Linked DNA regions of Homo sapiens: region 1 is linked to region 2. The links are chromatin contacts, found by Hi-C or POLR2A ChIA-PET in ENCODE. All regions are on one chromosome and are shown on one strand. Each heading gives the region's core, a stretch centred on a gene start or an enhancer-like site at or near the end of the contact. The rest is flanking DNA. Distances are from core to core; before and after follow the strand shown.

The links. Hi-C counts contacts between places; a loop is a spot of excess contacts on that map. ChIA-PET counts read pairs that join two places held with the same protein, here RNA polymerase II (POLR2A). Pooled maps may share reads with other maps.
Region 1: a pooled map shows a loop between it and region 2 (2.0-fold over the local background). The contact joins two enhancer-like sites. A Hi-C loop is called at or near these places in 1 of 50 pooled maps. POLR2A ChIA-PET finds 5 or more read pairs at or near these places in 3 of 52 experiments (GM12878, activated B cell and activated T-cell).

Annotation. Positions count from the first base shown.
Region 1 is chr6:158,684,963-158,688,800 of GRCh38, forward strand. All of the region lies in intron 6 of SYTL3 (synaptotagmin like 3), which reads left to right. Among named protein-coding and RNA genes, the nearest start is that of SYTL3, 37 kb to the left of the region's middle. RefSeq lists a silencer at 2,081-2,281. Within about 2 kb of position 2,014, at least 7 of the 41 ENCODE cell types and tissues checked have a DNase peak (open chromatin) inside an H3K27ac peak, as active enhancers do.
Region 2 is chr6:158,909,509-158,913,549 of GRCh38, forward strand. It overlaps LINC02901 (long intergenic non-protein coding RNA 2901), which reads left to right. Exons shown (of 3, transcript NR_160980.1): 3 at 459-845. Among named protein-coding and RNA genes, the nearest start is that of LINC02901, 42 kb to the left of the region's middle. RefSeq lists enhancers at 501-1,294, 1,295-2,088. Within about 2 kb of position 1,268, at least 10 of the 41 ENCODE cell types and tissues checked have a DNase peak (open chromatin) inside an H3K27ac peak, as active enhancers do.

The DNA.
Region 1 (3,838 bases), core at 764-3,263, 220 kb before region 2:
CCCCTACCCCACATAGCCTTTTTAGAGACTTTTTCAAAGTTGCTACCATAACCTTTTGATATCACAGATATCATATATCTATGTACTGAGGCCTTTTGGAGAGCCACAGACGGTTGAAATAGGTAAGATTTGCTACCAATCTTTGTCCCCTTAGGGGTGCCGTCATCCCATGTGGAATGTGTGACCTTGGCAAAGCAACTGCAGCACAGGACTTTTCTCTGTTTTTATTGCTTTTATGTCTCTCTCTCTCTCTCTTTTTTTTTTTTTTTTAGATGGAGTCTCGTTCTGTCATCCAGGCTGGAGTGCAGTAGCATGATCTCAGCTCACTGTAAACTCCTCCTCCTGGGTTCAAGGGATTCTCCTGCCTCAGCCTCCTGAATAGCTGGGATTACAGGCACACGCCCCATGTCTGACTAATTTTTGTATTTTTAGTAGAGATGGAGTTTCACCTTGTTGACTGGTCTTGAACTCCTGACCTCAAGTGATCTGCCCACCTTGGCCTCCCAAAGTGCTGGGATTACAGGTATGAGGCACTTCACCCGGCCACTTTTGTGTTTCTTTAAAATACTTTTTTGACCGGGCCCGGTGGCTCACACTTGTAATCCCAGCACTTTGGGAGGCCGAGGTGGGCAGATCATCTGAGATTGGGAGTTCGAGACCAGCCTGACCAACATGGAGAAACCCCGTCTCTACTAAAAATACAAAATTAGCCGGGCATGGTGGCACCTGCCTGTAATCCCAGCTACTCGGGAGGCTGAGGCAGGAGAATTGCTTAAAGCTGGGAGGCGGAGGTTGCTGTGAGCCGAGATCATGCCATGGCACTCCAGCCTGGGCAACAAGAGTGAAACTCCATCTCAAAAACAAACAAACAAACAAAAACAAAACCTTTTTGTTGGTGGGCTGGAGCCTTCTTCAGAAGGTAGACTCTACCCTTTTCCACATCAATTCCTAGCTTATAAACAGTAGTGCTGTAGGAGGTGAAGTTTGTCATTTCTCAATGCCAGCTAAGTGCAGACATCTGCTTCACTCAAAAAGTTTTCTACGTCGTTAGAAGTTCTAGCATCATTATTTCAGGTAAGTAGTTTTCATGTGTGCATGAATGTATGTGTGTGTGTTTGTGCACACACGTTACCATCTTGTCATCTTTTCAGCACTTCATGTCTCCTGAGTGAGTGGGAGAAGTATGTTATCAAGGTGACTTAAGATAAAAAGGGAATTAGGAAAGAGGTGAGACTGATGTCTTAGGGTTTTCTTTCTTGCCTTATAACTTTAAGAATAAAAACTTCAGTAAGGACAAACAAACCAGGGTCAGGAAGATCAACCTCAGCATAAATCATTCTTTTTTGCTGATGTCGTTTCTATCAATGTATAAAATAAACACCAGAAAAGCCCTAACTTTCCCTCCTTCTCTACAATGCTTCCTCAAATGCCAGGGTGCCTCATTTTCCCATTGTCCTGTTTCAGTAGAGTTGGGGTAAGAGGCATGGAACTATGGGGGAAAATGCCAGGTTAGGAGCACACAAGTAGTGCTATGAGCCAGACCAGGTTGGGTGGAGTTTGCAGCGGGTGCGTCAGGAAAGGTAACAAGGATCAGGTGACAGAGGTTTAGGTGGACAGGCAGGAATTCCACCACGCTCCTATTTGTGGCCCTAAAAGAGAACCAGGTGCAGTCATTGAGGAGTTGAATTGAATTTGTGCTGCAGCAGTTAAGATCCACTTAGGGAAATAGAAACTGTCTGGTTATTTGAATAAGAATTTACTTTAGGGATTGGTTAGACAGGAATTGGAGGCAAAAAGGGAATAGTGAGAGAACAGAGCTAGCAGCTGCAGGAGGCAGACACCCTCCGACCCTGTTGAGCTGATGCTGGCCAGACACAGGTCGGAAGGAAGGCATGAGCCCCTTCTCCCTCCTCCTGGCCCTGGTCTCCCTCTGGAAGCCCCCACTGGACCCTAATAGGGAGGCAACTGCAACCTCAATTCTCTGATGTGTTCCGGAAAAAGTGGTTTTGCATGTTCTCTAGTGTTTTTGTTGTCATGGTACCGGCAATACTCTTTCCAGCCCTCTATATCCTGAGCAGAAGTTAGAAAAACTAGATGGTGGTTTAAACCACAAAAGTGTACAGACAGCTCCAGTCTGTGCCTCTTTCCACGCACTGGTTATCTATTGCTGTATAGCAAATTCCCCTCAAACCTAGTGACATAAATCAAGTAACATTCTTTGACAGTTTCTGTCTTCAGTGGAAGGCTCGCCTGGGGCTGGGGGATCTGTGCTCTTGGGGCTTACCCTCATACCTGGCCAGTGACTGCTGGTATTGGGAGGAGGACTTGGTTCCTCACCATGGGGATATCTCCACAGGGCTGCTTGAGTGTCCTCATGACATGGCGGCTGGCTTCTCCCAGGGCAAGTGATCCAAGAGAGAGAAAAGCAGAGCCCACAATATCTTTTATGGTCTAGCTTCAGAAGCCACACCCTGTCATTTCTGCTATGCCCTATGGGTCCCACAGGTCAGCCCTAGTCAGAGAGGACAAAGGGTCTGAATATCAGGAAGCAAGAATCACTGGGACCGTCTGTGTGCTACCAAATCCTGTGTTCCTTGTCTTGGGAGAATGGCGACACCTCTCACTCTGTCTCCAAATCCACAGACCTGAGAATCAAACTTGACTCCTTTGTTCCTCATTCTGCCGCTACATCTGGTCAGTCAGCAAATCCTGACATTTCTGCCTCCTGAGTCTCTGGAATCTTCCTCTGCCCTTCATTCTCACTTCCAACGTAGCAGCTCCTAACTGCTTCCCCCTTGGTCCATCTTCTATTCTGTGAAGAGAGGGAGCTTCCTTTTCTCTTTGAAAGGAAGTTACTTACTTTCTGATTACAGAAGTAATGCAAACCTTGCAAGCATTTGGGAAACACAGAATAGTATTTAGATGTAATGGAAATACTACCACAATCCCAAACTACTGTAAATTACATGCACGTGTACACACCTGCACACTCCCAGCCTTCTTTCTAGGTAAGCCTGTGTATATGTGTGTGCACAGATAGACTTATCCAATTTCAAATGTATTGTGATCAGACTCTATGTGGTTTTATTTTGCTTTTACAATTCAACTTGGCATAAACATTTTCCTATGTTATTAAGACTTCTTCCAAAATGTATTGATGACTCCATAAAATACACCAAATATATGCACTATAGTTTATTTAACCTGTTCCCGAGTGTCTGTGAGTATATCACTGTATTTGATTTTTCATGTTATAGATAACTCTGTGATGAACGTCTTGTACAGGTATTTTGACATGTCTGTTTATTTTTGGGGGGTAAATTCTTAGAAGAATGATTGGTCAAGTGTATGAATACTTGAAAGGCTTTTGATGTTTTGCCAAATTACCCTCTGGGAGTGTGTGCTTATTTACAACAGGCTGGCAGGGTACACAAATTTCCTTCTTCCCACACTCTGGCCCCCATTACATTCTGAGCTTTGAAGCATGATTTCAAATTACATTCACGTAAAAAACTAGACGCCAGGCTCAGTGGCTCATGCCTGTAATCCCAGCATTTTGGGAGGTCAAAGCAGGAGGATCGCTTGAGCCCAGGAGTTCAAGACTAGCCTGGGCAGCATAGTGAGATCCTGTCTCTAAAAAAATTAAATGAAATTAAAAAATTAAAACCTAGAAAATGAAGAAAATCATAAAGAGCAATGTTAAAAATACAGCAGCTTCACCCAGAGAACAATTGTTGACATTTTAGTATATATTATTTCTGTTCTTTTGTGAGTGTATGTATCTATGCTTGTGGGTGCATATCTGTATGTGTGGATATATGTGTGTGTATACACACAT
Region 2 (4,041 bases), core at 18-2,517:
AAACCCCATCTCTACTAAAAATACAAAAATTAGCCAGGCATGGCGGCAGGCGCCTATAATCCAGCTACTCAGGAGGCAGAGACAGGAGAATTGCTTGAACCCGGGCAGCAGAGGTTTCAGTGAGCCGAGATTGCGCCACTGCACTCCAGCCTGGGTGACAGAGTGAGCCTCCCGAGTAGCTGGGACTACAGGCACCCGCCACCACACCGGGCTAATGTGTTTTTGTATTTTTAGTAGAGACGGGGTTTCACCGTGTTAGCCAGGATGGTCTCGATCTCCTGACCTCCTGATCCGCCCGCCTTGGCATCCCAAAGTGCTGGGATTCCAGGCGTGAGCCACCGCGCCCGGCCTATCATGTTTTATTTCTTAAGCTGGGTAGTGGGGGAGTAAAAGGTGCTGATTGTGTTATTTTTTATGCCTTTGTGTATTATTTGATTTTTTTTTCTTTTTTTTTTAAGAGGAAGAAGTGAAGATAAGAAACCACTCGAAGCCGGTGTCTGGTGCTGGGACCGTGGTGGCTGGGACGGCAGCAGTCGTGCTGTCCATCTGCTCTTCCGAGGGGTGGCACATCCTAGCCTCTATCTTTTCCCCAGAGAAGATCCCCCTCGTCTGCTCTTCCCCCGTCTCAGCCTTTTAGTGTGTGAACAGTTCTGGTGTTACTCAGCAACGCTTTTGTTAGCGCCTTTACCAGCAAGTACTTGTTAAACACTTAAATCTTACAAGTGGAAAGAAAATTCCGTGGTAAATTTAAGTACAAAAGTCAACCAAAATTCTGAGTCTCGGACAAGACTGGTTAAAAATCGTTCTACAATGAAACTAATAAATTAAATCATATAAAACTTTTATTGCTTTGCAAGGAAGCTTTAGTATTAAATGTAAGCATTTTCATCTGGTGATTCTTCCCAGTCTCCTGTGGTAATAATACCTGGACAGGGAAGAAATCTTTTGAGATAACTAAACTATACTGGGAAATGGGCCCCTTGCTAAGTTTCCTGTGGCAGTGACACCCCCTCTGTTGCAAATATTTTCTCCGATGCGTGGTTTCAGTTCCAAGCCAAACCCGTTCTACAGCGTGCTTTGTACCTTTCCAGAGACTGATCGGTATCAGCTTGCCAGGGCTTTAAACCCCATTCATTCTTTCATTACTTAAAAGCCTCTTTCTTTGGAAAACCTTTGAGTGAAGCATAAAATTAGCATCTAAAAAGACATAGCAGCAACTGAACCCAGGAACGTCAGGGAATATGTGACCACCAGCACCATTATTGACCTTCCTAAGTGCAGTTTGATGGGGGAAGGGGCTATGCAGGTGGAAAAAGGTGGCCGAGAGGTGGAGGTCCCCCGGCAGGGGCAGTCGCCTCTCTGGCCTGAGCCAGAAACTCCCAATTCTCATGGGTGGCTGATGAGAGAACCCCTCCCCTCCTTTGTATTTAATCCTTTCTCTAACTCACTTCTAAGCTGACATCAGAAAATCTTTGAAGAAAAGCACAGGGGAGGCCTATTTCAGTGACTTTCACTTCTCTAAATGTTTGTTCTTTTCAGTTAGTTGTAAAATATGTTTGAATAATATTTTCAATTCTCTTTCACCACTGTTCTACAAAATGTGAGCCTGTAGGCATTGTTTTTTTTAAATGAAAAAGAAAAGATTGATTTTAGGAATCACATTCAAAGTGTTTGATGAATCAGGGCTCAGCTTAGCATTCAAGAACATGGCTGGGAAGTTTCCACTTTGTTTTCGCCCTAGATTCGTCTTTAAATCTTTTGTCTCCTATATTTTTCCAGCTCTGTGGACTTCTTTGAAGAGAAGAGGGCTATGAGGATTGAAGAAAGAAAGGCTTTTATCCAGTAATTTGTAATGATCCCATTGGATGATTATGGAATATTTTTTGTATACGTAACCCCTCAGGGAAAATCTGAGCCTATCTCTACCCTTAAAAACTCTGGTAGCCTGATGGCGGGTGGCGGGGAGAGAAGAAATCCTGTTTCTCCTTTCCCTGATTTTGTCCCCAAACTACATCTTGCTTTGAAAGTAGAGGAGTTGGAAGGAGAGGAGTTAGTCTCTCATGGGGCCCCTGGAAGGCAGATAGCTGCCAATCTTTGTGTGCATTTTGTCAAGAATGGCTGCCTTCTAAAAACAAACCAACTCTCCTCGATGCCTCAGGTCAGGGATCTGGGAGAGACTGGATTGTATAAAAGATGTTTCCAAGGCAAAAAAGCATTGCTCTCTTGGGGCATTTACAGAGGATGTCATCAGTGGGCACTTGGAAGTTCTAGAAGTCATGTGGGGTGCTGGTGTCTGCAGTTCCTGGTGTGCTCAGGACATTCTGTGTCTGCATAGAGGGTTGCTGCCCTATGGCTGGCCAGCTCATACCTGCACAATTACTTCCAGCACCTTGGCAGGCAGGAAAGGGACTACAAATATACCAACAGGGTAGGCGTTTGCTCTGGGGAAGAGGCTGATTTGGGGTGAATAGTTCATACCACAGGAAGCCCGCTGTGTGTGGTGGGCAGGTGACATTTGGACTGGGCTCCTGGTGGCTTTTGGCTCTCTTCCAGTTTGGCCTAACAATGAAATTACACGTTGAAGGGGTTTGTTACTGTTGATCTTTATTCCACAGCCTGGCTTCTTGGTAAAGGCATCCATGTTGTCCGTGTCTACATTTCCTCATCTCCCATTAATTCCCCACCAGCCCACAGTTTGCTTTCAGCCTTCACAGCTCCTGGGAAATGTCTCCCCATCTGTTGCCATCCTGGGGCCCCTCCCGAGGCTTAGTCTCCTTCCTCTTCTGCCCAGAGCTCAGCCCCTTGGCTGCTTTGCCACCTCCCTCCTCTAAAGTCACCCACTTTGGGAGCTTCTCATTTTTCTGTCTCCTTTGCCCTTTCCTTATGTTTAGTTGTTCCCAGACTCCTGGGACTTAAGTTCAAACCCCAACTCTACCATTTATTACCACTGAGGCCTGGGCAGGTCATATAACTTGCTTCAACCTTAGATTCCTTCCCTGTGAAATGGGGATAATATAGTACATACCTCATGTGGGGGAAGATGCAAAGAGACAATACTTATAAAGTGATTTACATGGAGCTTCTTATGGGGAAAGTACTTACTAGATGCTAGTTAACATCACTGTTACTCCTTTCTCACTCTGCCCACTGTCCACCCACTACAGCCAGAGGCCTTAACAGCTTCCATTCTTTGAAAGGTTGCCCTCTAGCCTAGCCCTTCCTCCTCAGTCTACACCCCAGGATGCTGGGTATCTCCAGCACCATAAATATTGCAGAGCAGTGAGTAATACCTGTTGGGTTCACTGAACCCACTTCATAGGCCCCACTCCCTGTGCTCAGTGAGCAATAAGTCCTCTCGTAGATTCCACACTGTTAAATAGAAGAAATAATGCTGATCATGGCTGTGCACTTTGTTCACTATGCAAAGGTACTTGGGAGAGCACCGCTGGCTGGAGAGTATATGGTAGCTGGGGGACCCAGGAAGAAGGTCTTTCTCTATCTCAAGCCTTCTTTGAAATTCAGATATGTTGGAAGACTTCCTAGTGTCTTTCAGGGCTGCGAAGTTACCCAACAACCTTTAATTGTGTGCATTGCTTTTTTTTTTTTTTTTTTTTTTTTTGAGATGGAGTCTTGCTCTGTCATCCAGGCTGGAGTGCAGTGGCATGATTTTGGCTCACTGCCTCCGTCTCCTGGCTGGTCTCAAAATCCTGACCTCAGGTGGTCCACCTGCCTTGACCTCCCAAAGTGCTGGGATTACAGGTGTGGGCCACCACCCCCAGCCTGTGCATTGCTTTCTTTCTTTTTTTTTTTTTTTTTTTAAGACAAGGTCTTGCTCTGTCACCCAGGCTGGAGTACAATGGTGCAATCTTGGCTCACTGCAACCTCTGCCTCCCAGGCTCAAGCGATCCTCCTACCTCAGTCTCCCAAGTAGCTGGGACTACAGGCACACACCACCACCCCCAGCTAATTTTTGTATTTTTGTAGAGACAGAACTTCACCATGTTGCCCAGGCTGGTCTTGAACTCCTGAGTTCAAGCAATC